2 separate regions of the Homo sapiens genome follow, and region 2 is linked to region 1. Evidence: chromatin contacts called from ENCODE Hi-C or POLR2A ChIA-PET data. All regions are on one chromosome and are shown on one strand. Each heading gives the region's core, a stretch centred on a gene start or an enhancer-like site at or near the end of the contact. The rest is flanking DNA. Distances are from core to core; before and after follow the strand shown.

Region 1 (2,700 bases), core at 4-2,503:
CCCACAAAAAGTAAATGGCTGTGCTGAGTTTCAAGGACCCATGTCTGCCTGGATCCAAAGGGCAAGTCAGTTTCAGTGCTGGATGACTGAGAATTACAAAATTTCTTGAAAAAGCACTAGGCACAATAGTTGGCGTTCAACAAACGCTCACACACACATCTGCCCTGGAATTGGGTCTACTTAAACAGAAGGGGGAAAAAAAGCTTGCTGAAATAATTATACTTCTTCGTAACTACCAAGCTCATGTTTGACTGACTATAGTAATCCTATGCCCTCCTTCACATTGACGCTAGAAAAAATGCCTGGCAGTATTTCAAATCATGATGCCTATTTTTCTCTCGATCAAGTAACAACTCAAATTATACTTTAAAAAGAAAAAAAGCAAATTATAAAGTTGCATTCAGCTGACAAGAGACTAAAGGAATCTGTGAAACAGAATTTATTTGATGCCTAGGTTTCTCCCTCACCCGACGAAGACCAAATGCTGCTGATCCGTAAGTAACTTCGCAAGGTAAACTGAGGGGCCTGGCAGCATCTGGGCCTCCCTTAAAGGTCGAAATCAAGTGCGCTCGCCCTCCTTCTGTCCGCCTTTTCCCTTTAAGGTCCTCGAGGCTGCTTCGCTGCAGAAAGTAACTCCGCGTCGCCGCCGCGGAAAGTGGGGCAACTTTGCCTATCAGCAGAAACCTTTTGATCCATCTGAGGCGACAAACCAGACCAAACGCCCGCCCAAGCTGTTCCGAGCCTCCGGGGGGAGAGCGAGCCCAAGCTCCTCTGCACCGCTTCCTCATCCGCTCGCTGCACCTGGACGCGGTCGGCGCGCGACCCCCGGCCGTGACGTCACCGCACCTGGCAGCAGCCGTGGGGACCGGGAGAGAGCCCGAACGCGACGGGGCGGGGTGGGGCGGGGAGAACGAGGGCGTTCTCGCGAGATTTGCCTCCTCCCGGTCCCAGCTCCCCGCACCTTCTCGGCCTCTGTCTGGGTCCCCACCTTAGTCTACGGTGTCGCCTTTTCTAACTGCGAGTGCTAAGGAAGAGGCGAGGGGCGGGCTCCGAGGCTAGGCGGGCGCTCGGGGTTGGAGCCGAGGGTCTGGGCAAACCGGTGGGTCCCTCCCCACTGCGGGAGCGGCCAGGGTGGGAAAACCGCGGTCGGGCGGGCGGGGTAGGGCCCTCCCGCCGCCGTGGCTCCTGGGGAGGCCAGGGGTGAGGAGCTGTCGCCGCCTTTGCCTCTGCCTCGAGGGCCGCGCTGAAGAGACTGGTAGGAGAGCGCCGCGGGCGGATGGAGGCGACTCTTCGCCCCGCCTGAGCTCAGGAGGGGCTAGCGCGGAGCGCGGGTCCCGCCTCCAGCCGCGGGAGCGGCCGCGCGAGCCACCACTGGAGGAGGAGGAGGAGGAGCGGACGTCGGCTTCTCCCCGCGGGAGCCCCCAGCATGGGTAAGAGACTCGGGCGCTTCCCGCCGCCCGTCCGGACCTTCCAGACCCGGGGAGGCTGTGCCCTTTCTCGGCCTTCTGGGGAGGCGACTGCGGTCAGCCCCTGAGCGGCAGCACCCCACCCTCTCCATTCTCCCCACCGCCCCTTCTTGCCCTGCCTTCCACCTTGCTCTTCTCACGGAGAAACTGGTGGGAGAGCTCGCGGGTGCTTTCCCTCGCTCTCCCTTCTCCGCCTCTTTTCCTGTTCACCAGAAAGGTGCGGGATGGGGGGCGGGGGCGCCTGGCCACCTCTGCTAACCCCTTGCCCAGCTAAAATCAGACCTGACCTTCCTTCCCTTCCTCATCCCCTTGCTTCCCTCCCCCTCCTCGTGGGATGGGGGAGGGCGATCGAAAAACTTGATAAAGTAGCACTTTCAACTTCTTTATTTTCTGCGAGGCTTTGAATACGTTTAAGGAGAGAGATAAATTTGTTCAAAAACTTTTTTTTTTTCCTGCTGAAACTCGCAAGGGGTGCCTCAAGGACAGGAAAGCTTGAGTATTTGTTTTACTCGGGTTCTACCTAGGCAAGTGTGTTGGCACCTAAGCATTCAGTGTGCTCCCGAGGACTGGGTTTGGACTTCAGTGTTGGATCCTTTGAGGAGCAGTTTCCTGTTTGGAGTTAGACTTCCTTGCCGGAGGAGAGAAAAATACAAGGCCTTATATGTTATTTACTATGTGCTTTATAGTTTTGTTTGAAGTTAGAGAAGGCAGAATGTGTGGCAGTCCGGGTTGAAAAGGAGTTTTGTTAAGTGGTGTAACAATTTCTTTTGATAACAAAGTTCGGTGTGGGCTAGGCATTAAACTAACTCCCTCAATCCTTTAAAAATTAAAAGCAACTTAAGAATAGCTTACAAAAAACAAAACACCCTGTGTCTCTATAAGGCAGAACGTGTTCTGTAAGAGTAAACCCAAGTTTGATTTTTGTAGAGCAAATCAGGAGGACCCTATCACTTTTTGCAGTTGAGAGTTGGTACTGCTTCATATCAACAAACGATCACCGAAATGAATAATTCATGTAATTAACAAATGATTTAGAAGCAGGACGAATACAGACTACTGCTGATGTGGCACCCTCTGTCCACACTTTGCTTTGTGGGGGATGTTTTGAGCATATTGTTTATAGACACTCGCCTAGCTATCCTCTGTTTTCTTAGACTTTTCTAATTTTATGTTCCCTTCTCCACCTCCCTCCTTTCAGGTAACTTTCATACTCAAAAGTGCTCTTGAGCTCAAA
Region 2 (2,700 bases), core at 173-2,672, 4.9 Mb after region 1:
TGTCTGGCTTATTACTCTATCATGTTCCTAAACTGGCTTGTCACAAACGCCTGTTACAAAAATCAGATTCCTGGCCTCCATGTCAGACCTAATGAATCCAAATCTCTCGGCACGTGGGTTTTGATTACTTTTTATTTTTAAGCTCCTCAGCAATGATGGATAGCTTTCTCCCCCCCCCCCCAAAAAAAATGTTTCAGGAATAGGATTATGTTTCTTTTAAGAAAAAATAATTTAAGCAAGTTTTGTAAAAAGCATCAAAGGCTATACCTATGATGCTGACAATATTTCACCTCACTTATCTGCTTCTTTCCCAAGACTTAGTCTTTCTCTTTGAAGGAGCTGTGTTCCTCCTAGTGGTTCTGATCTTTTTCATTGCAGCTGCAGGTACAAACGAGGGATTGAGGTGACCACCCTTCAACCTGCAGCTCTTCAGTCAACAAAAATCAAGTACCTATCAGAGTGCACCCTGCCCTGCAGCACATATTCAAGGCTTTCCCTACAAAAACAAAGGTGTTTAACCGAAGGGATTGATGGTAGAATAAAGAGAGCTGGGCGCGGTGGCTCATGCCTGTAATCCCAGCACTTTGGGAGGCGAGGTGGGCGGATCGCTTGACCCCAGGAATTCGAGACCAGCTTGGGCAACATAGTGGGACACTATCTCTACGGAAGGAGGGAAGTAGGGAAGGAAGGAAGGAAGCAAGGAGGGAAGGAGGGACGGAGGGAAGGAGGGAAGGAAGGAAGGAAAAAGAAAAGAAAGGAAAGAAAGAAAGGAAAGAAAGAAAGAGAAAGATTGATTTTAAAAAAGAGTTAAAAGGGGAAAAATACAATGTGGCAGTGGGAGAATTAAGGATGAGATGATTGCATTAGTTCATTGACCATCCCTGAGCAACAGAAACACAATCATGGGTAATCCTCGGCCCCTGCCTACAAGAAGCATGGGTCTAGTTTAGTAGCACTGCCAACTGGACCGACCATTTACACTTCTGTGTGAAATGGGGCAGAGGGGGGAGAAAAGAGTGCCTGAGCTCACAGCGTTGGCGGGGCGCAGTGAGGTCCGCCAGGACTAGGTGGAAGGAGAGAAGGAACGTCCCTCTCTGCAACTCATCTAAGGGCCTGCTCGGACCCCGGATCTCACAGCGAGAACTACCGCCTCGCTACACCCGCCTTTCCCCGCGCCACCCAACAGCTCCCACGTCTCATCCTCCGGGAGCGGGGCGGGGCGAAGCGGAAGAGGAGGGGCCGACACAACCACGCCCACTAGCCGCGCTCCAAGGCCGCGGCCCACTTACCGCGAGAACGCGGAGTCCTGCGGATGGCGCACGCGCAAACCTCCTGTGATGCCTGCGCCTCCTGGCCCCGCCTTCCGCTCGTGGGAGTTCCGGATGTTTAGCGTTACCATGGATCCTGGAGGTGCCCGCGAACACTGCTTGTCGCCTGGGCAACCGGAGAGGACGAAGCAGGACCTAGGTGGCGGCGGTGGTACCGGCTGCAATGGTGTCCAATCCCGTGCATGGCTTGCCCTTTCTTCCGGGCACGTCCTTTAAGGACTCTACGGTGAGCAGTTATCTGCCAGACTCCCACCTGTCCCCACCTTCCAGCAGCCCAGGAGGTTTCCCCGCTCAGTGCACCTCCATTCCCCTCCACTCAAGTCTGTCTTCTCTCCAAACACGTCTTCTGTCCTGACCCTGTTCTTTATTCTGGGCCGAACTTCTGCCGTTCTTCCCTAGCCATCCTCATCCCCTCTCTCCGATCCTTTGCCCTCCGCCTCATCCCTCTCTAGTTTTTTCCCACTCCATCTTGGCAGTGTGTTGGCGCCTTCATTCTCATCCCGTTAGCCGCGTTCTTTCTTACGGCCCTGCTCCTCCAAGCCCCTGCCTCTTGTCCCTTTAGATCACTGTTTCCCCCACCCTACTCCCAACCTATCTCTGGGCCCTCTCCCTAGCTCGTTCTCTCACATCATAACCTGTCTCCGTCCATCGCCGCCCTTAAAACCCCCCGCCACTATGCACCTTCAACCTCATTCCCACAGGTCCGTCATTCCCGCCCCACCTCTTCCTCTTCTGAATCCTGTACCCGGTAGTATCTCCCACTCCCAGCTCCATTTCCTGTTTTGTATGTATATCGATTCCGCTCCTCTTCTTTCCGCCAGGTCTTTTTCCTTTCTTCTTTATGCTTGCATCCAACCCCATTCTTTTTTCTCCATCTTCTACATTTTCCACAATTTAGTCCCATCCTCTCCCCATTCCTTTCTTTCTCCGTTGCGGGTTTTCCCCAAAACTTGCTCACCTTCCTCCCAAAGCATCTTTCCCTGCTTTGTAAGAGATATTCCTTTCCAGTTCCCTCAAGAATTGATTAGTTGCTGTTTATTCTTCCCCGGCCCTGTTCTTTTTATTCTAACGTTTTTGTAAAAAGATTCCTGTTTAGATTTTGTTTTGCTCCTTCCCCAACCTTGTGTTTTTATTTGCATTTTCTAGACAAAATTTTTTAAAAAGTAGCAGCAGCTTGGATTCTTTTTTTTTTTTAAACTCTTGCCACAGTTTAGCTCTTAAAATTATTTGGTTTGTTTTAATTCTGACAGGGCTACTGAAATGTATGTGCTGAAAAATCAATAATGAGATTCAGTAGACTGATCATCATAGATGAGCTAACAGTAGTTTATGTTTATATAGTTTAATACTTTAAACTCTTGCCTTCCTCTCC

What was found. Hi-C counts contacts between places; a loop is a spot of excess contacts on that map. ChIA-PET counts read pairs that join two places held with the same protein, here RNA polymerase II (POLR2A). Pooled maps may share reads with other maps.
Region 2: a map of naive thymus-derived CD4-positive, alpha-beta T cell shows a loop between it and region 1 (16-fold over the local background). The contact joins the promoter of EFHC1 here to the promoter of CD2AP-DT in region 1. A Hi-C loop is called at or near these places in 1 of 168 maps with a recorded cell type or tissue (naive thymus-derived CD4-positive, alpha-beta T cell) and 5 of 50 pooled maps. POLR2A ChIA-PET finds 5 or more read pairs at or near these places in 1 of 52 experiments (CD4-positive, alpha-beta T cell).

The regions. Positions count from the first base shown.
Region 1 is chr6:47,476,819-47,479,518 of GRCh38, forward strand. CD2AP-DT (CD2AP divergent transcript) reads right to left here and starts at 1,254. Exons shown (of 1, transcript NR_187257.1): 1 at 425-1,254. It overlaps CD2AP (CD2 associated protein), which reads left to right and starts at 971. Exons shown (of 18, transcript NM_012120.3): 1 at 971-1,430. The coding sequence starts at 1,427. RefSeq lists a silencer at 733-1,242 and an enhancer at 1,529-2,255.
Region 2 is chr6:52,418,920-52,421,619 of GRCh38, forward strand. EFHC1 (EF-hand domain containing 1) reads left to right here and starts at 1,423. Exons shown (of 11, transcript NM_018100.4): 1 at 1,423-1,554. The coding sequence starts at 1,492. It overlaps LOC124901331 (a long non-coding RNA gene), which reads right to left and starts at 2,062. Exons shown (of 2, transcript XR_007059611.1): 1 at 1,290-2,062. RefSeq lists an enhancer at 1,392-1,983.